Regions from separate parts of the Homo sapiens genome. Here region 1 is linked to region 2. A link is a loop called in an ENCODE intact Hi-C map of the cell type or tissue named here. Cell type or tissue: heart left ventricle. All regions are shown on one strand. Each heading gives the region's core, and the rest is flanking DNA. Links, peaks and the distances in the headings are about the cores only.

Evidence for each region. A loop is a pair of places that touch in the nucleus more often than their neighbours do. Peaks named below come from ENCODE experiments on the same cell type or tissue, not always from the same donor. Only the 100,000 strongest peaks of a DNase experiment are listed, where the experiment ranks them.
Region 1: a loop joins it to region 2, with 2.0 times the contacts of the local background. A loop is called at or near these places in 5 of 110 quality-filtered maps.

The regions. Positions count from the first base shown.
Region 1 is chr19:18,654,262-18,668,664 of GRCh38, forward strand. KLHL26 (kelch like family member 26) reads left to right here. Exons shown (of 3, transcript NM_018316.3): 2 at 10,000-10,182; 3 at 13,403-14,403. Among named protein-coding and RNA genes, the nearest start is that of CRTC1, 22 kb to the right of the region's middle. RefSeq lists enhancers at 3,039-3,570, 3,571-4,101, 6,608-7,144. In heart left ventricle, for the core only: no CTCF peak of the experiment used is centred there; DNase peaks (open chromatin) are centred at 5,170, 5,610 and 6,250; H3K4me3 peaks cover 1,212 bases; H3K27ac peaks cover 3,731 bases.
Region 2 is chr19:18,583,628-18,596,445 of GRCh38, forward strand. REX1BD (required for excision 1-B domain containing) reads left to right here and starts at 5,171. Exons shown (of 5, transcript NM_001100418.2): 1 at 5,171-5,273; 2 at 5,368-5,450; 3 at 5,786-6,056; 4 at 7,227-7,306; 5 at 8,481-8,710. The coding sequence starts at 5,175. The coding sequence ends at 8,553. CRLF1 (cytokine receptor like factor 1) reads right to left here. Exons shown (of 9, transcript NM_004750.5): 7 at 10,620-10,807; 8 at 10,438-10,480; 9 at 9,610-9,952. The coding sequence ends at 9,939. RefSeq lists silencers at 4,999-5,518, 10,564-10,653, 10,674-11,063 and enhancers at 8,022-8,545, 9,429-9,930. In heart left ventricle, for the core only: a CTCF peak has its summit at 10,847 (motif pointing right); DNase peaks (open chromatin) are centred at 10,804 and 11,535; H3K4me3 peaks cover 1,082 bases; H3K27me3 peaks cover 500 bases.

The DNA.
Region 1 (14,403 bases), core at 3,744-8,743, 67 kb after region 2:
CATCCAGGCACCCTTCCATCTACCCATCCACCTGCCTACCACTATCCATCTACCAACCCACCCACCCATCCACCAATCCACTCATCCACCATCTGCCCACTCATCCACCATCTGCCCACCCATCCACCTGCCCGTCCAGCCACCCTTCCATCTACTCACCTATCACTATCCATCCACCAACCCACCATCCACCAATCCTCTCATCTACCATCCGCCCACCCATCCATCCACCCATCCACCAACCTACACACCTGTCTGTCCACCCATCCACCCACCCTTTCATCCATTTATTCACCCATCCATCCATCTACCCACCCAGCTATCCACCCATCCATTCATCCGTCCATCCGTTCATCCACCCATCCATTAACTCACCTATACATCCACGCACCCTTTCATCCACCCATCCACCTATCCATCTACCCACCCATCTATCCACCCATCCATCCACTCATCCATTCACCCCTCCCTCCACCCACTTACCCATCCATTCACCCGCCCATTTACCCATCCACTCACCGATTCACCCATCTACCCACCCATTCATCTGTCTATCTACCGTTTGCCCATCCACCCACTCATTTACCCATCCATCTACCTGTCCATTCATTTGACTGCTCATCCACCCATCCAGTTGACAAGCATGACTGAGCTCCAACCATATGTTAGGCATGGCGGTGAGCACCAGAACATTACAGGAGACAGAACCTTGCCTGCTCGGCTTCCATGGGGTTCCCCTTTCAGCCATGGGGAGACAGGCTGGAAACAGATGATGTGGCAGATGGAGTGAGGAGCAGGGAAGACAAAAATGGCCCAGGTGGGGATCAGGGAGGTGGGGTGGCTGATGAGCCGTAGACCGAGGCTCTCCCAGCGGGACCTGGCAGGCACCGCCCCTTCATCTGTAGAGTGGGGTTCCCTCTCTTGCAGGGCGGCTGGAGGACTAGTGGGGTAAATCCACATTCTTGCCTGGGGCCGGCCTTGAAAAGCCCCTGTCTTGCTCTTCCTGCTGTTCAGCTCCATGTCCATCCTCCCAGCTCAGGCAGAGCCTTGGCGAGCTGTCTCAGCCCTCTGAGCCTCAGTCTCCCCATCTGTGTGATGGTCACGATCAGAGGCCCACCCACCTGGGACCGGGGAGAGGTCGACCAGCACCCGTGTGTTGGCTGAGGAAGGCCTCCTTTGGCCAAGCCTGGTGTCCCCCTGCCTCTGTTTACTGTATAACTTTGGGCCAGTGGCCGAACTTCTCTGTGCCTTCATTTCCCCATCTGTAAGATGGGATGGTAGCAGTGCCCCATCAGAGACTGCCTGCCACAAGGTGGGCCAGGAGCCAAGACTGCACAGACTGGGTGCTCCCTCGGTCCGTGAAGACTGTTCTGATGGAGACGCCCCAGCATTGTCATCTGGACATGGAGAGCCAGGATGGGAGGGGTGCTGTGGAGGCAGAGAGCTTGCTGCTGGTCAGGGAGGTGGGGTCTGAACACCCCCTTGTCTTCTGGGCCTTTGTTTGGATGGTGGGGCTTCCTCTTGTTGGCCTTGAGAAGTGGCTGGAGTTTGGCAAGTCCGGGATGGGGGCGCTGTGCATAATGTCTTCCTGTCCATTGGCCGCAGTCAGAGCCCCACACATCCTGGACTCCTGGTGGCATTGGTCAGAGGCTGGGATTAGGGCAGGACATCACAGCCCGGCCTTGAGGGCACTGGGCTTATGGTGACCCCTGAGGAGCAGGTGAGGGGTGGCCACACGTATCCATCATCCACCCACCCATGCCTCCAGCCTCCTTCCTCATCTAGAACACCCCCATGCTCCTGAGATGACAGCTTGCAAACCACTGCACCTCTAACCCCCTGTTTTCTGGAAGGTTTGAGCAAGGCTCAGGAAAGGGGAGGCCACGCAGCTTGCCCTGGCTTCATGGTGGGGTTGGTGGGGGACCTGCAGGATGGGGGTGGACGGGCCTCAGCTTTCTGCTCCCAGCTCTGTGGGCTTCACCTCTCAACCTGCTGAGCCTGAGAGCAGGGAGTGTCTCCTGCCACCTCACTGGGTCCTTGGGGTCATTGGTCGTGGTCCTTTCCAATTGATCCTCGATTCCGAAACCTGCCTGCCTGCCCTCCCTGAACTCCCGGTGTGACTTGGGCAGCCCGCCACCCTCTCTGAGCCTTGGCGTCCCTGGCCGTCACTTGGCTGTCTGGGGGTGCCAGCCCTGGGTACAGTGGCCTCCTGCTAGGCACTCCCAGATGCTCTGTCTCCTGTCATTCTGTCCCCACCCAGCAGGCACAGACAGGCTGAAGCCAAGGACAGACAGGCAGGGAATGGCTCCAGATCAGGAGGCTGGGAGGAAGGGGAAGGCCAGGGCCTCCTTCGCAGGGGTCAGAGGGCATCCATGCAGGACGCTGTGTGAGTTGGGCCAACAGGCGCAACTCACGGCGAGCCCTGTCTGCCTCAGTAGCGCGGGGCTCTTGGAGGAGGCTTGAGGGTGGGTGGGTGGGGAGGCCGCGAGGTTAGGGTGGCTCTGACCCTGCCTGGCCTGCCCAGCACGCCTGCCCTCCCAGCACAGGGCGGGAGTGGCGGGTTCCTGTTTGAAATGATTCGTGAAGATGTTGGAGAAAATCAGCATGTCAAGCAGGAGGGAGACACAGACAGCTGCACCCTGGCGGCCCCTGAGCTGCAGTCTCTGTCTCCCTGTCTCTGAGTCTCTGTCCCTCTCTCCCTGGGTCTCTGTCTCCCTGTCTCTGGGTCTCTGTCCTTCTGTCTTTGCATCTCTGTCTCTGAGTCTCTGTCCCTCTGTTTCTGCATCTCTGTCCCTCTGTCTCTGGGTCTCTGTCCCTCTGTCTCTGGATCTCTGTCTCCCTATCTCTGAGTCTCTGTCCCTTTGTCTCTGGGTCTCTGTCTCCTTGTCTCTGGGTCTCTGTCCCTCTGTCTCTGGATCTCTGTCTCCCTGTCCCTGGATCTCTGTCTCCCTGTCCCTGGGTCTCTGTCTCCCTGTCTCTGGGTCTGTGTCTCCCTGTCTCTGTCATGAGACAGGGTCATGAGAGAAGGTATCAGTGTGGTTGGAGTCTCTGTCTCCCTGTCTCTGGGTCTGTGTCTCCCTATCTCTGAGTCTCTGTGTCTTCATCTCTGGGTCTCTGTCTCCGTCTCTGGGTCTCTGTCTCCCTCTCCCTGGGTCTGTGTCTCCCTGTCTCTGAGTCTCTGGGTCTCTGAGTCTCTGTGCCTCCATATCTGGGTCTCTGTCTCCCTGTCTCTGTGTCTCTGTCTCTGGGTCTCTGTCTCTTTGTCTCTGTTGCCATCTCTGTGTCTCTGTCCCTCTGTTTCTGGGTCTCTGTCTCCCCATCTCTGTCCCTCTGTCCCAGTCTCTGGGTCTGTCAGTGGCTGAGTGTCCTGGCCTGCTGGGACACTGCGGTGGGGCCCTGCACCCGCTCCTGGCTCTCCCACTTGTCCATCCAGAAGCCATTATCTTTCCTCCACTCCCACGGGAGCCAAGGGAGGCAGAGAACAGCAGGTGCCTTGGAAGGGGCGGCCCCTTATCAGGAGGGATAACCCCAGGAAGTAGCCTTGGGCAGTCTGGGGGAGAAGCAGGGCGGCCGGGCCTCAGGGGCCTCTGAGCTGTCCCACGGGAAAGCTTGCTGACGTGAGCGTGGGGGCCGGAGCGTTTGAGGGCCAGCATGAGGTGCCGGAACCCAGCAACTCCATCCTGTGGGCTGGGAGCAGTTCCCAGTGCTGTGAAACATTGTGGTCACCATGGCAACAGTACTGGGGGAGCTGCCTTTGTGGAATGGGTGGGACCCTGCCTCTTTGCACCTTTTACCCTCGAGGCACGTGCCCAAGAGCCAGTGAGGACTGCAGCTGCTGGTGGCCAGGGGTGGGGGTGGCGGGGGAGCAGGGGCACGCTGGGCCGCGGTGTTCCCATCTTGGAGAGGGATACTGAGCCTGTGATCTCCCCGGCTGCTGGGGATTTGTGAGGCTGCATGTGAAGACCTGTGCCTGCTTGGCAAGGTCAGAGTGGGTGGGAAGGGTCATGAGAGAAGGTGTCAGTGTGGTTGGAGAGTAGGGTGGTGGCTGTGAGGCTGAGAGGTTGGTGGTGGGATTCCAGGCCCCCCACAGCTCTGGCACTCGAGCCCCACACCACCTCCCACACTGCCTGGTCGCTGTCACCCCCACCCCTGCCACCATTTCTGCTTCCCTTCCTTTCACTGGCTCTCTGTTCCTCTCTCCCTGTATTTCTCTCCTTGTCTCTCTGGGTCTCTGTCTCCCTGTCTCTGGGTCTCTGTCTCTCCCTCTCCCTCTCTCCCTGGGTCTCTGTCTCCCTCTCTCCCTGGGTCTCTGTCTCCCTCTCCGTCTCTCTAGGTCTCTGTCTCCCTCTCTCCCTGGGTCTCCGTCTCCCTGTCTCTAGGTCTCTGTCTTCCTCTCTCCCTGGGTGTCTCTTTCTCTCCCTCTTGCTGGGTCTCTCTTTCCCTCTCCCTCTGGATCTTTCTCTCCATCTCCCTCTCTCTGGGTCTCTGTCTCCCTGTCTCCCTGTCTCTAGGTATCTGTCTTCCTCTCTCTCTGGGTTTTTTTCTCCTCTTGCTGGGCCTCCGTCTCTCCCTCTCCCTTTCTCTGGGTCTCTGTCTCCCTCTCTCCCTGGGTCTCTGTCTCCCTCTCTCTGGGTCTCTGTCCCCTCTCTCTGGGTCTCTGTCTGTCCCCCTGTCCCCCTCTCTCTGGGTGCCTGTCTCCTTCTCTCTGGGTCTCTGTCTCCTTCTCTCTGGGTCTCTGTCTACCTTTCTCTGCGTCCCTGTTCCCCTCTGGGTCTCTGTACCCTCTAAGTCTCTGTCCCTTTATCTCTGAATCTGTTTTTCTCTCTCTGGGTATCTGTCCACTTCTCTCTGGGTCCTGTTTTTCTTTCTGTGGGTCCCGGTTCTTCTCTGGGTCTCTGTCCCCTCCAAGTCTCTGTCACTCCCTCTCCGAGTCTCTGTTTCCCTCTCTTGCTGGATCTCAGACAAGGCTCTCAGGATGGTCTTGGTCCAGTTGCCAGCCTGGGACTGGCTGGGAGAGAGGCTAGGGATTGGGCAGTGGCTTCTCAGCCGGCCCTGACATCCCCTGCTGTCCCCTGAAGTACAGCCTCTTCCCCACCCATGCACTGAGACCCTGGGGCGGCATCGCATCAGCCGGGGTGGGAGCCAACCAGCTGTGCTGTGCTGCTGTGCTCCTTCGAGCCACATGGACAATAAAACCAAAATTGGCTTTGAAAGTGGAAGTGCTCTCCTCTTTGAGGGGAAGTGAGGGACTGCGCGCGTCAGAACCGCCTATGAGGGGCAATGCCGGCAGGCTCCGTTCTGGCCCGAGCGCTGGGCTCCGCGTGGGGGTGGGAAAGGATTTTACAAAACCCCAAAGAAATGTTTCCATGAAATTCTTTCTTGTTCTTGCCTTTTTTTTTTCTTTTTTGGACATTCCAATGAAAAGAACCGTTCTGGGGCTTTGGATCGCTTCTCATGGGTTGGGAAGCCGACCATGGAGATGAGGCCAGCCCGGGGCCGGAGGAGGGGCGCCTGCCCTGACAGGTGCGTGCCCCTCACTCTTGTCCCCCTAGGCAGCCCCCACCTCCCTCTGCTCCTGATCCTCCCACGAGGCTTCATCCCTAGGGTGCCTGGCCGCAACCTCTGCAACTCTGAGCTTCTTGTGACCTCCCCCACGAGGCCATCGTGCCTTGGGCTGGGTTCCCCCAGAGCAGACTCTCAGGCGGGGGTTCGAGGGCCCCACGAAAGAACAGCGTGGGGAGGGAAGGAGCCTCCACAGGGTGTGTCAGTAGTGAGCAGGTGGTCCCAGGGCAACCCTTGGAGATCTCGGGAATCCCATAACAGGTGGTCCACCTGGGGGAGTTTACCCCACCCAGGCTCCCTGGATGTTAGCCCTAGCACATCCCTGCACTGGGACATCTGAGAGGAGCAGGGGTGGTGTTGCCAGGGCAGACCTGGGCGTGTCCTTGGGTCCAGCACAGGCCTGGGCCTGGCTAGGGTGCCCGATGACATTGCTGGGGGGATACAGCGGCAAGCGGGTGTCAGAATGGCCCCTAGCCCGGGCCAGGCCTGTAGCGGGGGCGTGTGGCCACTCAGAGGCCAGATTCGGGCAGAGGGTGCAGCCAGGGCGGGCAGCAATGGCCTCTTGAGACGGCCCTGGCCGGGGCTGCTGACGCATTGGCTCCGATGACTCACGTGCGGGTGACCGTCACTCGAGTGGCCGTCTGGAGACTCGGACCGGCTCAGGGCCACCGCCTTCCTGGGGGCCTGTGGCCCCGCCGTGCCGGCCGCCCCCTGTCTGGACCAGCCTGAGTAATGGGTCCTTCCCCTCCTCCCAGTGGCCGGCTGGAGAGGACCTTAGTCATCAGCCCTGGCCCCGGCCCTCCCTCCTCCGCCTGCCCACCTCCGCCCAGGCTGCGTCTCGCTTCTCCGTCCAGGCTGGGGGACTCCTGCCCCTCCTGGCCTCCTCCCTCCTTGAGTTCCCCAGGAGGGGCTGCAGTGGGGTGGGTTTGGCTTCACAGGGGCGGCAGTGAGGGTGACGTCAGGGGCCTCAGGGACAGTTGTCCCATCCCTAAGATGAGAGGAAGGAAACAGCCATGTGGAACGCGTCAGGCATCACCAGGGCATGAGGAGGAGGCCTGGGGAGGACAAGCTGCTTCCTCCCCTCTTTGGTCCAGCGTGGGCCCTGTGCCCTGTAACCAGCAGTGGATGGGCCTCACCCTGCTTTCTGGGCCTGGGGTGTCCTAAATTCCAGATGGGAGCATCCAGATTCTCCGAGTGTGTAGTCGTCACGTGCTAGTGGCAGCCTGGGTCCCAGGGCTCTGCGTTTGCTCATCTCATCCTCCAGCGGCCCTGGGGCTGGGGAGCTGGATGGTCATTTGCCCCTGCTTTGTAGCTGAGGCCTGGGTGGTTGAGTGACTGCTGAGTTCCCAGCTAACCAGAGCTGGCTTGGCCCAGGCTGCTGGCCCCTGATGTCTCCTCTGAGATGCCCTGCCAGTCAGCTGAACTGATCCTGCCTTCTGGGTTCCGGGCACCCTCTCTGCTTGCTGGGGAACCCACAGATCCCATGTTTGGAACACTGGCCCACCTCCCTGGTTTCCTGTTCCTCAGTCATCAGAGTAGCAGGGTGCAGGGCAGTAGCTCCTCTCCTCCCCAGAGGGAGGTCCTCTCTGTCCAACTTCTCAGTTCTCCAGATATGTTCTGTGCACTCATGGGCAGATGCATATGTGTGGCACTTTGAGCCCAAATAGCATCCCACTGTGTGCACTCTGCCTCTTCCTTCCTCCTGCAGCCTTGACGTCATCCCCTGCATGCAACATCTTCCCCAGGATGCGTCAGCCTCCTCACCCATCTATAGGGCAGCCCTCACTCAGAAGGTGCTGTGATTCCACGAATCTCCTTTAAGGGTGGTTAGCTTATTTCTCGTCTGTGGCCCCTAGAGATTGTATTTGGGTAAGTTTCAGAAATAGAGTTCTTGGGTAAAGGACATGAGCCTTTAGAGTGTTGCTGAGTCTACGCAGCTGCCTTCCTGGGGGTCACCTTGCTTCATAAGCCCCCCGAGAGTGTGCTTCCCTGACTGCAAGCGAGGCTGACTCTTACGTCCTTCTAGCCAGCTCTGCTTGCTTTCCTGGGAACCATTAGCCCACATTCTTTGTGCATCTTTCGATCTCACTCTGTCACCCAGGCTGGAGTGCAGTGGCACAAATATGGCTCACTGCAGCCTCCACCTCCCGAACTCAAGTGATCCTCTCACCTCAGCCTCCCAAGTAGCTGGGAACACAGGCTCATGCCAGCATGCCTGGCTAATTTGTATTGATTTCTTGATGCTCTTTATATATGGAAGAGCATGGTAAATATGCTCCTAAGGACTGAGTGGCCCCGTGGTGAACTTGTCCCAGTGCAACGTGTTTCTTCTGATGAAAATGTACACATGCACACCTGCCTCCAAGGGCTTTACAGGAGGCACGAGAAGTCCTCCCATCCCTCCCCGCAAATCTCCTTGAACTTCTAAGGAAAAACCAGACCAAAATCAAAATGGCAAAGGCTGGCAAGGCCCATGCATACTTCTGGGAGACAAAGTGTCCACAGAAAGGCCGGCAGGGGTCACCCAGAGCCCGAATGCACAACCCTTGCCACAGCTGCAACACAAAGCTGATTCTGGGTGATCTGACCCCTTTTGGTCCCCATTGCCTGGACCGCGTGCCCATGAGGACGGGGCCTACTTCGTCTCATTTACGCAGCATCCCTGCATGCACGGGCAGGGAAGAGGAGTTTGCAAAGCCAGTGAGGCAAACTGGGGACAAGGAGAGACCTTGAGGGTCCTCAGAGGCACATGCAGGATGCGGCTTTGGCCCCAGGCAGCCTGGACACCCGTCGCAGGGTGTCGGTGAGAGGGCATGCCATTCGTGGGAAGCAATGAGACCCTGCCCTGGAGATGTCCAGGCAGGTGCTGGACCCCTGTGGGGGGCTGGATAGGGGAGAGCGGCCCATGAGCCTGCGACATGCTCCTCACAAGCCTCGGATCTGGATCTGTCATGGGTCTAGGGAAAAAAGAGCCAAGGCTTGGCTCAGGGCAGCAGCCTGGTCAAGTGGGATCGGGGCCGATGTGTGGGGAGGGGAGGAAGGGAGGAGGGGAGGTAAGCGTCCCTTCCACTTGGCAGGGGAAAGGCCACGGGGACAAGCCAGAGTCTCAGGGTGCACCTGGACCCCTTTCCTTCCCTGCCCTCCTCAGCTTTCAAAAGGCTGCACCCCCACCCTCCCAGGCAAACACCAGGTCTGGGCTCCAGCACCCCCAGCACCGCAGCATTGCTGGCCAGCCCAGATGACCGTGGCATTGGGCTCTGAGTAGCATATGTCCTGCTTCCCCAGGGACTCAAAGGCTTTCCACTGAGCACAGGCCCCACACTGGGTCCTTCGTGCTATGTCCCCACCCTCTAGGACATGCAGTGCCTCGCAGGCAGGGCTGGGGCTTGGGCAACTTCTCTGCCTGTGGTGCCTTGCAGGGCTGTGGTCAGCGCCTGGCCCTGAAGCCCCTCTCCCCGGCAGTTTGTCTTGATCACTCACCCTTTCCCAAGGGTCTCTGGAAGGGTGGTCTGAAGGGGAGGTCAGGGACCTCCGGTGGCAGCTGCTATGTTGACTGAGTGCCCACTGTGTGCCCTGTGTTTGACGTTGGCTCTTTAATGCCCACTGTGGTTTTGGGGCTGGCTGGCAGTGGGGCCAAGGAGCCTTCCGTCTCCTCCCGCTTTCTTGGAAAGATCAGTGCCCGCATTCCTGGCCTTTGCTTACAGGCAGGCGTGGGTCCCAGGAATGGGAGAGCAAATTCCAGAGGGCAGAGGCCACCAGGACAGAGCAGGGTGCCTCAGCCCGGTGGGGGTGGGGGTCTTAGAGGGGACTGATCCTGGAGGTGGCACCAGGGTCCACCCCCTGTTGTGTTCTGAGGAAGAAGTGGTGTGTTAACGGCTCCTAAGCTATTAATTCATTGATCCGTTCAACAGTTTCCCCAAATGAAATAGCAAAGGGGTGGTGGGGCTGGAGAAGAGGGGATGAGGGGGCAGTAGGGGCAGTGGGGGCTGGACCACAGAGGGCTCGTATACTCTGGGGTGCAGGGGGCTGTGGCGGGGCTTGCAGGGGACTTGAGAAGGCTCCCGTGTGTCCTTTGGTTTTTTTATTGAAGTGAAATTCACGTGACATAAAACTGTCTGAAAGTGGACAATTCAGTGGCATTTAGTAGATTCACAGTGGTATGCAAACACCACCTCTGTCTAGTTCCAGAACATTCTCATCCCTCCAAAAGGAGACCCCACCCCATCAGCAGTCACTCCCCCCTCCCCTCCCCCAGCCCTTGGTGGCACCCATCTGCTTCCTGTCTCTGCGGATTTGCCTGTTCTGGGCATTTCACGTCAGTGGAGTCATACACAGTGCGGCCTTTTGTGTCTGGCTTCTTGCACTGAGTGTTGTGTTCAAGGTAATAGTGTGTGTGTGAACCTCTGGGCCATGTCCCCACCTCTGCTTTCCCCGCAGCACGGCCGACAAGAACGGGGCCCTCAAGTGCACCTTCTCGGCACCCAGCCACAGCACCAGCCTCCTGCAGGGCCTGGCCACCCTCCGCGCTCAGGGCCAGCTCCTCGATGTTGTGCTGACTATTAACAGAGAGGCCTTTCCTGCACACAAGGTCGTCCTGGCTGCCTGCAGCGACTACTTCAGGTAAGTGCTGGCCCCAGGCAGCTGGAAGGGGCGGCTGCCTGTTGGGACAGGGACAGGGCAGATGGCACCCACTTTCTAAAGGGGGCCTGTCTCAGCGCTACCCAGGGACAGCTTCGAGGGAGAACGGCTGGTACCGGCTGCTCTTTTTTTTTTTTTGAGATGGAGTCTCGCGCTGTTGCCCAGGCTGGAGTGCAGTGGCACAATCTCGGCTCACTGCAACCTCCGCCTCCTGGGTTCAAGCAGTTCTCCTGCCTCAGCCTCCCGAGTAGCTGGGAGTACAGGCACCCGCCACCATGCCCAGCTAATTTTTTTTGTATTTTTTAGTAGAGACGGGGTTTCACCATGTTGGCCAGGCTGGTATTGAACTCCTGACTTCGTGATCTGCCTGCCTTGGCCTCCCAAAGTGCTGAGATTATAGGCGTGAGCCACCGCTCCGGGCCCCTTCTGATTTTAGAGAGAGGTTTAATGTCCAGTAAACCTGCAGGTTTCCCGGAGTTTGCATCTTACTCTCTTTGGGCAGAACATGCCTGGAGGGACAGAGATGGCCTGTGGGCACCCACTCACTTCTACCCTGCATGCAGGGTGGCAGGGCTTGGCCAGGTTTTTGATCTGTTTTGTTTTTTTTTTTTTTGAGACAAAGTCTCGCTGTGTCGCCCAGGCTGGAGTGCAGTAGCACAATCTTGGCTCATTGCAACCTCCGCCTCCCGGGTTCAAGCGATTCTCCTGCCTCAGCCTCCCGAGTAGCTGGGACTACAGGCGCATGCCACCACACCTGGCTAATTTTTTGTATTTTTAGTAGAGACGGGGTTTCACCATGTTAGCCAGGATGGTCTTGATTTCCTGACCTCATGAGCCACCTGCCTCAGCCTCCCAAAGTGCTGGGATTACAGGCGTGAGCCACTGCGCCCAGCCCAATCTGTCTTTACTTGACGCCTGCTGTATGCCAGGCACTATTCTAGTCCTTGGGATGCAGCAGGGATGACAGTGAAATGGGCACAAGCCCCTGCCCTCAGGGCATCCCCTCAGGACACCTGGAGCAGGACAGCTGGGGGACTGGAGGGGCATCGAGGGCCGCAGAGACCCTGTGTCTGCCAACACCATGTCCTGGGCTCTGTCTGAGGCCCAGATGAGTTCTCCTCCCTGTCTCCCTGAGCTGTGGGCACTTCCCCAACGTGACAGAAGAGGCCATGGCGGGCACTGTCTGTCTGTCCCTGTGCCGTGGCCGGGCCGGAAGTGAGAGCACCACAGAGCAGGGCTGTGGGGTGGGGGGTGCTTTCTCCTCGCCAGCTGGGGGCTGTTGCAGGGCTGAGTGGTCTCCCTCCCTGGGTGACCAGCAGGTGAGCCTCCTTCCTGCCAGGTGGTGACCCCGCCAGAGAGAGCTGGGCCGCCCTGGGGAGGCTCCCAGGCCCCAGCCCAGGTGTGCCGCTCAGCCACACATTCCCCGAGGCCCGGGCCGCCTGCCCCATGGGCTCAATGAGGCTGTTGTGGGGGCCGCAGCAGCCGAGCCAACTGGGGCGCCGCTTCTATTTTTATTCTGGATTTGGGGACGGGTGGGCCAGCCCAGCCAGCAATGCCCTTTAAAGGCTCCCCTGTGCTGGCACTGCAGCCAGCGAGACCTTAAAAGGCAAAGCTCCCTCCTGTCGCCTGCGACCGCCTCTGCCTTCATCGCATCATGCCCGAGGGCCAGCGTGGACCCGTGGGGACAAGCGGGGCAGGGTCTGGGGAGCTGGCAGCGTACTTACTGCTCCTGGACCGCTCAGAGATGCTGAAGAGCTGCTTGTTGGGCAGATGTCAGTGGGCGGCCCCGAGATAGTGCCCTGGCAGCTGTCCTTGCCCCTGTAGCCCTGAGCCTGGCTCACAGGAGGTGCAAGACTAGGGGACAGGCCTCTGTGGGTCAAATGCACAAGGGATGTTCCCTCCTCCTCGGACGGCCATCAGGGGAGGTGCACTGGCAGGAGTGAGAGTTACTATGCCATGCCATTGCGCCTCCTGGAAGGAACCGCCCATTCCCCTGGAGCTGGGGTGCTCTCCCCTCTTCTGCTGGGGAACACCCTAAACGCTGTAGGGGAACTGTGACCTAGAACCGTGTGCCTCCCCGCTGCCCTCCCTCACGGGGGCCTGTGTCCCCTCCCACTCTCATGTTCTGCCTCGCAGAGCACAGCAGTACAAGGGCGGAGCTGGGGTCTCAATGGAGGCTGGGGACGTAGCTGTTGGGTGGGAGGTGCTTCCCCGACCACCTGAGCCTGTCTCTGGAGACAGCAGTCACCCCAGCACAGCCTCCTGGTGGGGGCTCCATTCCTGGGGACCCTCATTACCTTCCCCTCTTCACATGATGGTTGTTGAGACTCAGGCTGGGCATATCAGAGCTGCCTGCTTAGGTCAGTGAACAAGGTGAGGGTTGAACTGTGGTGCATGGCACCTCCAGAGCACTGGCCTTGCAGTTCCTGAGCTCAGGTGTCAAGTGGGGCTGCAGATCTGTCCCCAGAGCCACAGGGTGTGTTCTCATCCTGCACTGCCATACCTGGCCCCTCTAACCGCACCCCCGACAGGCACATTGTGGGTGAGGCTGACCCGGGCCACCGCTCCTGCAGCTCCAACACGATCTAGTCATGAAGGGGCAGGGGCAGGGTCCTCTGCAGAGGGGCCAAGCAGGGAGTTGCTATTTATAGGAAGATGCATGGCTTGGGTGGATTCAAAATCTTTTTTTTTTTTTGCATGTTTTTTTTGTTTGTTTGAGACAGAGTCTCACTCTTATTGTCCAGGCTGCAGTGCAGCATGATCTCGGCTCACTGCAACCTCCAGGTTGGTCTTGAACTCCTGACATCAGGTGATCCACCCACCTCGGCCTCCCAAAGTGCTAGGATTACAGGCGTGAGCCACTGTGCCTGGCCTTTGCATGTTTTTGTTTGTTTGTTTGTTTGTTTGTTTTTGTGACTGAGTCTCACTCTGTCACCCAGGCTGGAGTGCAGTGCCAGTGGTCTCGATCTCCTGATCTCATGATCCACCCGCCTGGGCTTCCCAAAGTGCTGGGATTACAGGCATGAGCCACCGCGCCCGGCCCCTTTGCATGTTTTTAATGAGCATTCCGCCTACTTTCCTCTTGCTGGCTGTGCCCTGTGTTCTGTGTCCCCAGGCTACTGTTCCCCAGGCCAGATCATTCCTGGCTGGCCAAAACACCCCTCAGCCACTGCCAGCCACACGTTGTGTTTCTGCCCTTCAGGGCCATGTTCACCGGCGGCATGCGGGAGGCAAGCCAGGACGTCATCGAGCTGAAGGGCGTGTCGGCCCGTGGCCTGCGGCACATCATCGACTTCGCCTACAGCGCCGAGGTGACACTGGACCTGGACTGCGTGCAGGACGTGCTGGGCGCGGCCGTGTTCTTGCAGATGCTGCCCGTGGTGGAGCTGTGCGAGGAGTTCCTGAAGGCGGCCATGAGCGTGGAGACCTGCCTCAACATCGGCCAGATGGCCACCACCTTCAGCCTGGCCTCGCTGCGAGAGTCGGTGGATGCCTTCACCTTCCGGCACTTCCTGCAGATCGCCGAGGAGGAGGATTTCCTGCGCCTGCCACTGGAGCGCCTGGTCTTCTTCCTGCAGAGCAACCGGCTGCAGAGCTGTGCCGAGATCGACCTGTTCCGCGCGGCCGTCCGCTGGCTGCAGCATGACCCGGCCCGGCGGCCGCGCGCCAGCCACGTGCTCTGCCACATTCGCTTCCCGCTCATGCAGTCGTCCGAGCTGGTGGACAGCGTGCAGACGCTGGACATCATGGTGGAGGACGTGCTGTGCCGCCAGTATCTGCTGGAGGCCTTCAACTACCAGGTGCTGCCCTTCCGGCAGCACGAGATGCAGTCTCCGCGCACCGCCGTGCGCTCGGATGTGCCCTCGCTCGTCACCTTCGGCGGCACGCCCTACACCGACAGCGACCGCTCGGTCAGCAGCAAGGTCTACCAGCTGCCTGAGCCGGGAGCCCGCCACTTCCGCGAGCTCACGGAGATGGAGGTAGGCTGCAGCCACACGTGCGTGGCCGTGCTGGACAATTTTGTGTACGTGGCCGGGGGGCAGCACCTGCAGTACCGCAGCGGCGAGGGCGCAGTGGACGCCTGCTACCGCTACGACCCCCACCTGAATCGCTGGCTGCGCCTGCAGGCCATGCAGGAAAGCCGCATCCAGTTCCAGCTGAACGTGCTGTGCGGCATGGTGTACGCCACGGGCGGCCGCAACC
Region 2 (12,818 bases), core at 7,819-12,818:
GGCCCAGGAGGTAATCAAAGCCCTGGTCCATGAAATAATTCCTAGGTTTGGACTTCCCTGTAGTTTACAAAGTGATAATGGCCCGGCTTTCAGAGCCACAGTGACTCAGGGAATTTCCAAGGCGCTAGGGATACAATATCACCTTCATTGGCCGGGCGCGGTGGCTCACGTCTGTAATCCCAGCACTTTGGGAGGCCGAGGCAGGTGGATCACGAGGTCAGGAGATCGAGACCATCCTGGCTAACACAGTGAAACCCCGTCTCTACTAAAAATACAAAAAATTTAGCCGGGCGTAGTGGTGGGCGCCTGTAGTCCCAGCTACTCGAGAGGCTGAGGCAGGAGAATGGCGTGAACCCGGGAGATGGAGCATGCAGTGAGCCGAGATTGCACCACTGCACTCCAGCCTGTGCGACAGAGCGAGACTCCCTCAAAAAAAAAAAAAAAAAATCACCTTCATTGCGCCCAGGGACCACAATCCTCAGGGAAAGTCGAGAAGATTAATGAAACACTCAAAAGGCACTCAAGGAAATTAACACAAGAAACTCACCTCCCATGGAAACTCACCCTCTTGCCCATAGCATTATTAAGGATCCTAAATTCTCCCCACAAGATAGGACTCAGTCCTTATGAAATGCTATATGGACAGCCTTTTCTCACAAACAACCTCTTACTTGATTGAGAAACTGCCAACTTGGTCAAGGACATAACTTCTTTGGCTAGGTACCAGCAAATCCTAAAGACATTACCCGAGGGATGCCACCGAGAAAAGGGAAAAGCATCGTTCCATCCCAGGGATCTAGTATTAGTCAAGTCCCTCCCCTCTACCTCCCCATCCCTAGATCCATCGTGGGAAGGACCATATTTGGTTATCCTCTCCACTCCAACTGCAGTCAAGGTGATTGGAGTGGAGTCTTGGATCCATCACACCTGAATCAAACCTTGGATACAGCCTGAAAAACCCGCAGAATCATTAGCTTGGGAATCTAAGAGTCAGCCAGACAAACCTTCTTACACCCACGAGCCATTGGAAGACTTATGTATCCTCTTTCAGAAGGAAAATTAATCAGTGCTCATAAGTTCTACCTCAGTTCTTGTTTTAAAAACAGAATGTACTCTAACATCCTAACATTCCTTGCCTTTGCCCAAGTCTTAACCTTTCCCCGCTCAATGTCTTCCCCTAATCTTGAGGGAATTATTATTATTATTATTATTTTTTTTTTTTTTTTTTGAGACAGAGTCTCGCTCTGTCGCCCAGGCTGGAGTGCAGTGACGTGATCTCGGCTCACTGCAAGCTCTGCCTTCCGGGTTCACACCATTCTCCTCCCTCAGCCTCCCAAGTAGCTGGGACTACAGGCGCCCACCACCACACCTGGCTAATTTTTTGTATTTTTAGTAGAGACGGGGTTTCACCGTGGTCTCGATCTGCTGACCTCGTGATCTGCCCTCCTCAGCCTCCCAAAGTGCTGGGATTACAGGCGTGAGCCACCGTGCCCGGCCTACCTTGAGGGAATTATAAACATGTCCTCCAGGTTTTTATTTGAAGCACTTCCCAATCAGAGTAACTCATCCTGTTGGGTTTGCATGAACCCTAATTTCCCCCTTATATACAGCAGTTCCGGCCCCCCTCAACATATGGGTGGAAAGCTCTGAGGCCTCATACATAGCTAACACTTCTAAGGGTCCAGGATTTTTTCATCCTAGTGATAGGTCCAATTTCCCTGACAGGGCTCAAGCAGCCTTAAAAGCAGCCGCCGCCATTCTCCGACAATTCGCTCTATCAGCTATCCCAATCATAGGTTCTGTGGGCACAATAACCTCCTTCTCTTCGCCTCCACTCCTTTGTATCTCCCATCAAGTGTTCCCATGATCACAAGGTGTGGGACACGTGGCTGGCTGCAACTATAGCTTGCCTTGGATATAGAGTTCAAATATTCTAATTCTTACAGTACGACTACTGGCACCCCAATGTTTTGTGGAAATAAACATGAGTTCCTTGGAAACCCTATTTCAGTCACCTATCCCTTAAGATTTACCACCCCAAGCCAAATAATTCCCCCACCAGAGGCCAAAACAACAAGCAATTACTGCTGGGGCAGACTTCCTTTTGCCCAGGATATCCCCCTCCTGGGACTTGGTTCCTCTCTCACAGGCAAAGGGTTAAAAAAACCCCATTGCTTCCTGCTTCCTGTCTGGGGTGCGCGAGTTTTTCTTTTTGTTGTTGTTGTTTTGTTTTGTTTTTGAGATGGAGTCTCGCTCTGTCGCCCAGGCTGGAGTGCAGTGGCGCGATCTCCCTCACTGCAAGCTCCGCCTCCCAGGTTTGCACCATTCTCCTGCCTCAGCCTCCCGAGTAGCTGGGACTACAGGCGCCCACCACCACACCCAGCTAATTTTTTGTATTTTTAGTAGAGATGGAGTTTCACCATGTTAGCCAGGATGGTCTTGATCTCCTGACCTCGTGATCCACCAGCCTTGGCCTCCGAAAGTGCTGGGATTACAGGCGTGAGCCACTGCACCCAGCCGAGAGTTTTTCTTAATGCAGCTAGCCACCGGTTTGCCTTACAGGAACCCCATAATACGTCCTTGGCAAATTCTATTCAGCTCCAACTGCTAGGAGTGGCCCATTTGTCCTGAACCCTCAAATCATGGGAATGAGAAATGAATTTAGACTGACCACAGCCCTTATGAGTTTTCAGCTACAGGGGTGTATAGAACCCTGATAAGGAGTTTTCTTTGTGTGTGGAAGATCCTTCTATATTTGCCTCCCCACCAACTGGACAGGAACTTGTACTTTAGCCTACATAGTACCTCCTGTGACTTATTCCTTTTCAGAAGAGGCAGTAGCTGTGCCCATTCATGCTAAGCTTCAGCCGAGAGCAATCTCACTACTTCCTCTATTGGCTGGTTTAGGATTTACTACCACCTAGGAAGTGGACTCACAGCCTAGATGAAATCTCTCTCCAACTTACTCAAATCCAGGACCAAATAGACTCATTAGCAGCTGTGGTTCTCCAGAACCAGTGAGCACTAGATCTCCAATCTCCTCACTGCCGAAAGGGGAGGAACATGCCTTTTTCTGAACAAGGAATGTTGTTTTTATGTCAATAAATCAGGCATAGTGAGAGATGGAATTAAATGACTTCAGGATAGAGCTAGCAGACTACATGGTGGGACAACCGAAACTACCTCAGGGTTCTCACAGCCTGTTCTCCACTGGCTTCTTCCATTTTTAGGTCCCTTCCTTATGATTATTCTAGGAGTAACCTTTGGCCCATGTCTTTTCAGTTCCTTCATCCTTTCGTTTCTTCCTGAATAGAATCAATGAAACTAGAAATGTTACTGCAGATGGAACCTCAGATGACTTCAACCAGCACCTATTATCAAGGACCCCTAAACCAGCCTGCCGGCCCATACCCGGACGTTGACACCCAAACCACCTCTCACGAGGAAACCTCAGCTACAGAACCCCTTCTATGCCCCTATTCAGCAGGAAGCAATTAGAGTGGTCATCCTCCCACACCCCAACAGCAGTTGGGCTCTCCTGTTGAGAGAGGGGACTGAGGGGTGGAGTTGGCAGGATTTACTGGGCAGGTTTGGGGACTTTCACAGAAGACCCCTGTGACTCAGTGTTTTGAGTTCTTAACCAATCGAGTGAAGGATTCAGAATTAACCACTCCAGGCCGGGCGCGGTGGCTCACGCCTGTAATCCCAGCACTTTGGGAGGCCGAGGCGGGCGGATCACGAGGTCAGGAGATTGAGACCATCCTGGCTAACCCGGTGAAACCCTGCCTCTACTAAAAATACAAAAAATTGGCCGGGTGTGGTGGCGGGCGCCTGTGGTCCCAGCTACTGGGGAGGCTGAGGCAGGAGAATGGCGTGAACCCGGGAGGCAGAGCTTGAAGTGAGCCGAGATCGTGCCATTGCACTGCAGCCTGGGCGACAGAGCGAGACTCTGTCTCACTAAAAAAAAAAAAAAAAAAAAACAAAAAAAAAAAACACTCCAGAGGAGGATTGAAAAAAGAACCACTCTCAATGGACAAAAAGAAAGGGGAGGGGTAACATAGGGATATGAGCCCTAGCCACCGGAGCCAGCAACGGCAACCCTTCCGGGTCCCCTTCCAGCATGTGGAAGCTTTCCTTTCGCTTTGTTCAATAAACTGCCCTGCTGCTCACTCTCCTGGTCCGTGGACTCTTTTTGATCTGTAACACACACCGCGAAGGTCCACAGCTTCATTCTTCAAAGTTAGCGAGACCACGAACCCATCGGCAAGAAAAACTCCCAACTCACTAACAGCCTAGTCCCTTCCCCCTTAAAGGCTGGTGTCTGTCACCCCATACCTGAGCTGGTCCCTCTTCACTAAGTCAGGCTACCAGCATCTTCCTGCTCCTCCGGCTGGGCCCCTGGAGGAGGAAGCTTTCCAAAGCTCTGTCTAGCCCATGTATCCCTCCAGCAGGAAGCTCCAAGGCCTCCTCTGTACTTTGAGGTCGTTCTGGCCCCTGCTATGCTCCAGGCTCAGGGCTATTACACAAGACACCCAATTCAACTCGGTGGGCTGTTGACACCGTCCCTGTCACTGAATCTTGTCTTCACCCCTGTGATTCTCTGAAGAGCCAGTGAATCTCTGTTAATGTTGGTGGAGTTCCAGCCACTGCACTTTTTTTGAGGCAGACTCACTGTGGCTCCGGCTGGAGTGCAGTGGCATGGTCATAGCTCATGGCAGCCCCCAACTCCCGGGCTCATGTAATCCTCCCACCTCAGCCTCCCGAGTAGCTGGGACTGGAGGCGGGAGCCACCATGTCGGGCTAATTGGTTTTTCTGTAGAGATCGGGCCTCCCTAGGTTGCCCAGGCTTACTTAACACTCTTGAACGTCAAAACCCACGCTCAGTACCCGCTTCAAGTGGAAGTCGGTGTTGAGATACAAGCATAGGAACGAACTCAAGGCTAACAGCTGTTCTGTATTCAGAGCCGCACAATCAAGGAAAAACACGATCGGAGGCGGGCCCTGGACGGGAACAAGAAGGGTGGGCTTGACTGGGCGGCCCGCGGTCTTGGTTCCCCTTTCTTCCTTCTGGCTGGCCGGCCGCAGGGTAGGGGGTCCGTGGACCTCCCGGCCTGTAGGGGGCGTCGGGCGCAGCGGAAGGGCCTGCTCCGGAGCCTGGCCAGGGCTGCGCAGTCATGATCACCGAGACCGCGGCGGAGCCTACGGTCCCTGCAGTGCCTGCTGCTGAGGAGGCCACCGAAGCTCGGGGACGCGAGGAGCCGGCGTGGCCCTGGGTGAGCCCAGGCCCAAGCGGGAACGGGCGCGGGGCGGGCGGCGCAGACCCAGGGGCGCGGGCTTCATGCCCCAGCCGTGCCCCCTGTCCCGCAGAAAGACGCCCCGATCCGGACGCTGGTGCAGCGCATCCACCAGCTGCAGGCTGAGCGCGCGCAGGGCTTCCGCCGACTGGAGGAGTGAGTGGGGGCGCGGAGGGGCTCAGGGTTCGGTCCCCCGCCCGCTCCGGGCGTGGGCGTGTTCTCGGCGGGCGTGCCTGGAGGAGGAGCTGGGTCCTTGTGTGGCTGCAGAGTCAGATGGGGCGGGGATTTCGGGGCACCGGGTCCTCACCTTCACGAAAAAGGCCCCACAGCACGTCCCCACTACCCGACGACTCACTCTTCGTGGCTTCTCTCTCCTCCCCAAGAGCAGGGGTGGGCCTGTCTCGCGTTCCCCTGCGGGAGTCAGGAAGCGTCCTTCCTACCTACCAGTCCTCCCCTCTGGTGTCTGGGGACACTTCCTGGGGGCCTTTCAGGTGGTTGGCGCCGGTGCAGGGCCTGAGAGCCTGGGGGCGCGGCCTCAGGGTCCCCACATGCCGCAGAGGCCACCGCCAGTACCTGCGCAGCGGCCCTGACTACGACTTCGCGCGCTACCGGAGCACAGTGCACGGGGTGACCCAGGCCTTCGCCGCCGCCTCGCGGGAGGTGCTGGCGGTGGAAGCAGAGCTGGGCGGGCCTCGCAGGCAGCCGCTGCTCGCCGGCCACGTGCGCAGCCTGCAGGAGCTGGAGCAGACGCGGCTGGGCACGGTGAGGCCACCACCCCTTCCCCGCCGTGTCTCTAGGACCCTGGCCGGCTCCTCTCATGACGCACCCCTGGTTGGGGGGTGGTCCCAGTATCCCATACACAGACCTCACCCCTTCCTGTCCCACCCCAATCCTCTATTAAGGCTTCACTTGGGGATTCTCGGACCTTGCCCTCTGCTGTTCATCCCCAATTTTTTTCCCAAGTTTTGTCCTTATTCCCAGAGCACTCCCGCTTTCTCCCAGCTCCGCCTAAATGCTATTCCAAGATGCCCAGATCCCGCCCCAACAATGCTCCACCCACTCTGGTTGTTCCGCGTCTAGGGTCCCACCCTCAACCTCCCGTAGATACAGGCGAGGGGGGTCCCAGGCCACGCCTCCTCCGTATTATTCCTCCATCACAGCTTTAGTTCTTTGCCTATTTCTCTCTTGCGATCCGCCTGCTCGGCCCTGCAACCGTGTGTGACTGGAATTCCTAGGCCACGCCCCCCATGAGCGACCCGTCTCAGCGTCTCTTTGGCCTTTTTCTTTCTGGTGTTTTTTTTTTTTTTTTTTTTTTTTAAGACAGGCTCTTGCTCTCTTGCTCTCTCACCCAGGCTAGAGTGCAATGGCGCGATCTCGGCTAACGGCAACCTCCGCCTCCCAGATTCAAGCGATTCTCCTGCCTCAGCCTCCTGAGTAGCTGGGATTACAGGCATAATTTTTGTATTTTGTATTTTTTTTAGTAGAGACGGGGTTGTGCCATATGGGCAAGGCTGGTCTCGAACTCCTGGTCTCAAGCGATCCGCCCTCTTCTGCTTCCCGAAGTGCTGGGATTTCAGGCGTGAGCCACCGCGTCCAGGCTTTTTGGCCTACTTTTATCCTGGGTCCCCGTCCCTGGGACCATGAGGCGCAACCTAACCCACCCCTACGGCCAATGCCTGGCTAAGACGTCACTGTTGTTCCCAGGCCACGCCCACATCGCGCTCAGCACTGCCTCTGGCCTGCCTGCTGTCTCCTTTCTGAGAGAGCCTCTAAACTGAATTTCGGACTCTTCCTACACAAAGCACTGCCCCTCGTGGTTCTACCCGGGCACTGCCTTTCTGGGTGCCTCTGTTTTTTCCTGAACATCCTTGGAGGGCAGGGGGTGGGTTCTGCTCGTGGAGACATCCTTCGTGTTGCTCATTCCCCCACCAGGTGGCCCTGCTGCAGTTGATGGAGACGCCAGAGCTGGCGGGGCAGGAGGACGCTGTACGGATGCAGCAGCTGAAAATGAAGTGAGCGCTGCTGCCCAAGCCGCCTGGCTATGCTCGATTTGCACCAGGGTTGGCACGGTCAGGACGCTGCCAGCAGAGGAACCCTCTGCCAGTGCACAATGGTGTTCTCACCTGGTGGCCCTCAGATGTACACTTCCCCAGAGGGCACAGCCGTGAAACTTCACATCAGTTTCGCTGTGCATTGCTGGGACACTGCTGTATACCTCGACACATGCCAATCCTGCACACGTGGCTGTCCGTGGAGCTTGGACATGCCCCACTGAGCACAGACCTTCAGATGCCTGTCCTCAGCCCCCAAGCACACACACTCATGTACACACACATTTGACAAAGTCACACTTCATAACCTCCTAATGGTACACACCCCACCAAGATGGCCTTTTCTTTTCTTTTTTTTCTGAGATGCAGTCTCACTCTGTCACCAGGCTGGAGTGCAGTGGCGCGATCTCAGCTCACTGCAACCTCCGCCTCCCGGGTTCAAGTGATTCCCCTGCCTCAGCCTCCTGAGTAGCTGGGACTACAGGCGCGTGCCACCACGCCCAGCTAATTTTTTGTATTTTAGTAGAGATGGGTTTCACCATGTTGGCCAGGATGGTCTCGATCTCCTGACCTCGTGATCTGCCCACCTCAGCCTCCCAAAGTGCTGGGATTACAGGCGTAAGCCAGCACGCCTGGTCCTTTATTTTCTTTTCTTTTTTCTTTCTTTTTTTTGAGATAGAGTCTTGCTCTGTCACCCAGGCTGGAGTGCAGTGGTGCGGTCTTGGCTTACCGTAACCTCTGCCTCCTAAGTAGCTTGGATTACAGATGCCCGCCACCATGCCTGGCTAATTCTTGTATTTTTAGTAGAGACGGGGATTCGCCATGTTGGCCAGGCTTGTTTTGAACTCCTGACCTCAGGTGATCTGCCTGCCTCAGCTTCCCAAAGTGCTGGATTACAGGCGTGAGCCACCATGCCCAGCCCAGATGGCCTTTTCTCTCAGCCCACTGTGACCTATGGGGCCACCCCTTCTCCCTAGCACCTAAGTGTTCCCTCTTGCTGCTAGTGCTGCCTGGAGGTTTGGCGGCGGGCAGGAGGGCCTGGGGCTCACCACAGCCACAGCCCTCTTGCAGCTTCGCGGCAGCAGCTAATTCACCCCATCTGGGTTTTATTTATAGTTCCCATCCGCTCTTGTAGGGTAATTAAAACCATGGAGGCGATCAGCGAGGTTCTCCAGGACCTTAGGTTTGATGCGGAATCTGCCGAGTGATGGCGGCTCCCCAGGGATGCGCCGAGGGAGATGGGAAACGGGGCGGATGGCGCCCAGCCCAGCCCTAACTGCCAGCTGGCTGGGGTTGCGCCCCACTGCGCTGCTGACCTTCCTGCAGTTCCAGACACCTCCCACAATAAAGAGCTCCTCCTCTGTAGCCGCTCTGCCATCTCTGTGTACAAGGGTGCTGCAGCCAGTGTGCCTAGGGAGGGGGCCCCCACAGGGCCAGGGATTGTGGGTAGAAGACTCCCACCCTCCCTAGAAACTGAGGTTTTTTTGCTTGAGACAGGGTCTTGCTGTGTCACCCAGACTGGAGTGCAGTGGCGAGATCGTGGCTCACTGCAGCCTTGACTTCCCCAGGCTCAAGCAGTCCTCCTGCCTCAGCCTCCCAAGTAGCTGGGACTACAGGCACATGCCACCACAAGCCCAGTTAATTTTTTTTTTTTTTGAGATAGAGTTTTGCTCTTTTTGCCCAGGCTGGAGTACAATGGTACGATCTCGGCTCACTGCAATCTGCACCTCCTGGGTTCAAGTGATTCGCCTGCCTCAGCCTCCTGAGTAGTTGGGATCACAGGCATGCACCACCACGCCCAGCTAATTTTGTATTTTTAGTAGAGACGGGGTTTCTCCATGTTGGTCAGGCTGGTCTTGAACTCCTGACCTCATGTGGTCCACCCATGTCAACCTCCCAAAGTGGCGGGATTACAGGCGTGAGCCATGGCGCCTGGCCAATTTTTTGCTTTTAGTAGAGATGAGGTCTCCCTTTGTTGCCCAGGCTGGTCCCCAACTCCTGGCCTTGAGCAGTGCTCCCAGCTTGGCCTCCTAAAGTTCTGGGATTACAGGCATGAGCCTTTGCAGCCAGCCAGCTCAGGTATTTTGAATCACATTCTCCAAGGAGTTCAGAATCAGACCTTGCAAATACTGGATAGACAGTCTGAAGTCCTGGGAGGTGAAAATTCTAATCTCAAAGGGTCATTAAGACGCCTCACATTCCCCTCAAATCTCACAGCCCCCACCCCAGGCCAGGCAGGCCCCAAACTCACCTTCACAATCACAGCACCTAAATAGCTCATTTATTTAAAAGGACTCTTTTGGAGGGGCCCTAGGTAATGGGGAGTAATGACTCCCCTTCTCACCCCCAGCCCTGGCAGGGGTTCTAGGCAACTCAACCAACCCTCACACACACACACACACCCACTGGGGTGCACCCAAAGGTGGCCTCACGTGGGAGTCAGAGCTGTTATGGCCGTTGGAGCTCAGGGGCCACCCCAGCTCCTGCTGAGGGTGGCTCAGGTGCCCTGAAGTGAGGGTACAGAGGTGGCCCCAGTTTGGGTTCGGCCTCTGCGTCTCCACGTGGCAGGGAGGGTGGCCTGAGCCCCTACAGCTTATCTGGCAGGACCTGCAGGCAGAGGGGAAGCCAAGCTAAGCAGGGAGTCCAGGAGAGGGCCGCACCACAGAGCCACTGAAGGAGGCTTCATTCGTGTCCTGTCCCCACCGCTTCTGGCTGTGTGACTTTGGGCAGGGTCCTGCCCCTCTCCGGGCCTTGGCGAGGCTATCTGAGCTGCAGGTAAAGCACTTGGCGCGGAGCCAGTATGCAGTAGGCGCCCATGCGTGCTAACTAGGGTGAGTATGTTCATTCATTTCGGAGGAGATTCCACTTCGGACATTTTCAGGGCATTGAATGTTCTTAGGCTAAAGGAGACAATGCCAGTTATACAGTAAGTGCTAAGTAAATGCTGATGAATAACAAAGGAAGAGGACGGATTCCATCTCAGCGACTCTAAGGCTGGGGTTGGGAGGCGTGGGGGTGTGAACAAGACCTGCAGCCACCGGAAGGGGCCCTCCCCTTGCTCCCTCCCGCCCACCCATTCAGGCCCACCTTACCTCTCGCCGTGCCCCGTCTGCCCGAGGGCAGGATCCCCTCGTCCTGTGCTTGGAAGGAAGGCAGAGGTGTCGTGGGGGCTGCAGACCTGCGTCCACAGCCTGCTGTCTTCCCCCTCCCCTGTTTTCTGGGCCCCCCCAGCTCCCTGTCCCCACCCCCACGCCCGAGGGTCCCTCCTTCCTACCTGGTTGCGGGTCTTGTGCGACTTCTGCATCCAGGCTCGCCACTGGTCGTAGAGGCGGAAGCTGAGGTTGGAGCAGTACGCGTGCTTCTTGAGCCAGCCCAGGAACTGCTTGAGCTCGCGCCGCACCGGCCCCGAGCTCGGCTCTCCGCCCCGCGGTTCGCACGCCCCGCCGCCCGGGCCCGGGCGCTCTGGTGGTGGGCGGAGCGGCAGTGTCAGAGCGCGCCCGGCAGGGGGTGCGCGCGGGCAGGAGAGGGGAGACCCCGGCGCGGCGGGACCATGCTCCCCTCGGGGAACCTCCCTCCCCGTTTCTCAAGGACCGAGTCCTCCCCGCGGCCCTGCACAGCAGCCCAGCTGCGCCCCTGGCCCGGCTGCGCCCCTGGGGAGGTGGGGGGGAGGGGGAAGGAAGGGGCTCCTCCTCCACATCTCCTCCAGGAACCCGATTCCTGTGGCCTGAGCCAGGTGCGAGTGGAGTGGGGGGAGGGGAGAATGAGAGAGGCCAGAGCCGGGGGGATGAGACATAGAGATAGACAGACAGAGCAGGGGGCCGAAAAAGAGAAAGGGAGAAAGACGCACGGATGAGAGAGCCGGGGCCAGGGATGGAGAGATGGAGACGCAGGGTGGGTGAAAGCCAAGGGTGTCAGCCCAGGAGGAAAGGGCCTGATCAGGGTAGGACAGAAACCCTGGGGACATAGGGACAAAGAGATCGAGACAGAGACACAGAGGAAGAGTGACAGATGAAGGGAGACCGAGTGCAAGATGACCCCATGGGACTGTCCCCAGCATGGGCCCATGGGACAGGGAGTGGGCCAGGAGGGCCAGGTGGGAGGCCTGCCTGTCGGTCCAGCTGCCGGCTGCAGCCAGCCCCCAGCAGGCCGGCGGATAAGGACATCGGCCTCACGTCATAAATAAAGCCGGGGACCCGCTGACAGGCCCTGGCACGGCCCCGGCCCCCGCCGCCCCTGCTGGCCTTCCCCGGCCTCCCCAGCCTCCCCTGCGGACGCAGCGGCCTGCTGGCTCCTGTGCAAGAATCGCAGGTGCCGGGCACGAGCAGGGGCCAAGGCTCAGGCCCCTCCCGGCTGCGCTTGCTCCCGCCCACCCCTGAACCTGGAGGGGCCCAGGATAGGGGCTGGGGAGCTGGCTGGAGCCTGACTCTACCCCTCCCTAGCTCTGGGACCCTCTCTGGGCCTCAGTTTCCCTATCATCTCACGAGCCAGAGTGAGCTTGGTCTTCCCGGTGAACTAAGTTTAGACCTGTGTGACCTCCTAGAGCCTCAGTGTCCTCACCTGAGAAAAAGCGGCCTCCCTTGCAGTGAAACCCTGGGGGGATGGGACAATAAGTACCTCCATGCCAACTGCCTGCAAACACTTAGGTGGCACCCACCATGTGGGCACTTGCCACAAATTATGTCATCCAACCCTCATAACAGCCCAAGGCAAGTGGGATTCTCGACCCCACCTTCCAGATGGGGAAACGGAGGCCAGACATTCCAAGTAACAGCTTTCGTTTCATTTCACAAAAGAGAGACTAGAGGCCTGTGGACCCGGAGAAATCCCAGACAGCAAGAGGAAGCAGACCTAGGCACCTAATCATTCCCATCCCCCTGCCTTGATCAGAAGGAGAAATTGAGGCCCATCAAAGTGGGAGTTGGCAGCCCATTGGCCTTAGAAGCAGGGGTCTCAAACTCACTGGCCCCCTCTTAGGAGGGAGTCTGAGTGGCCAAAACAGACCAGATGGGGATGGGCAAATGGAGAGTGAGGGTCCTGAGAAGGGGAGACCACTGCTGGTGGGGGCTGTAGGCCATGCTGTTACATTTTCTAGATAATTTATTTTTCTAGGGAATCTAGGATATTTGTGTAAAAACTTCCTGGGTTTAAAATTTCTACTAGTTGGTCAAACTTTTTTTTTGTTTTCCAAACAACAGGCCAAAGAAAATAGATCCAAGGGCCACATTCAGCTCTGGGGGGGCCACCAGTTTGAGACTTCTACTCTCTTGGAGACAATCAGGAAACAGGCTGGGCATGGTGTCTCACACCTGTAATCCCAGCACTTTGGGAGGCCGAAATGGGCAGATCACCCGAGGTCAGGAGTTCGAGACCAGCCTGGCCAACATGGTGAAATCCTGTCTCTACTAAAAAATACAAAAATTAGCTGTGCATGTTGGCGCGTGCCTGTAGTCCCAGCTACTTGGGAGGCTCAGGT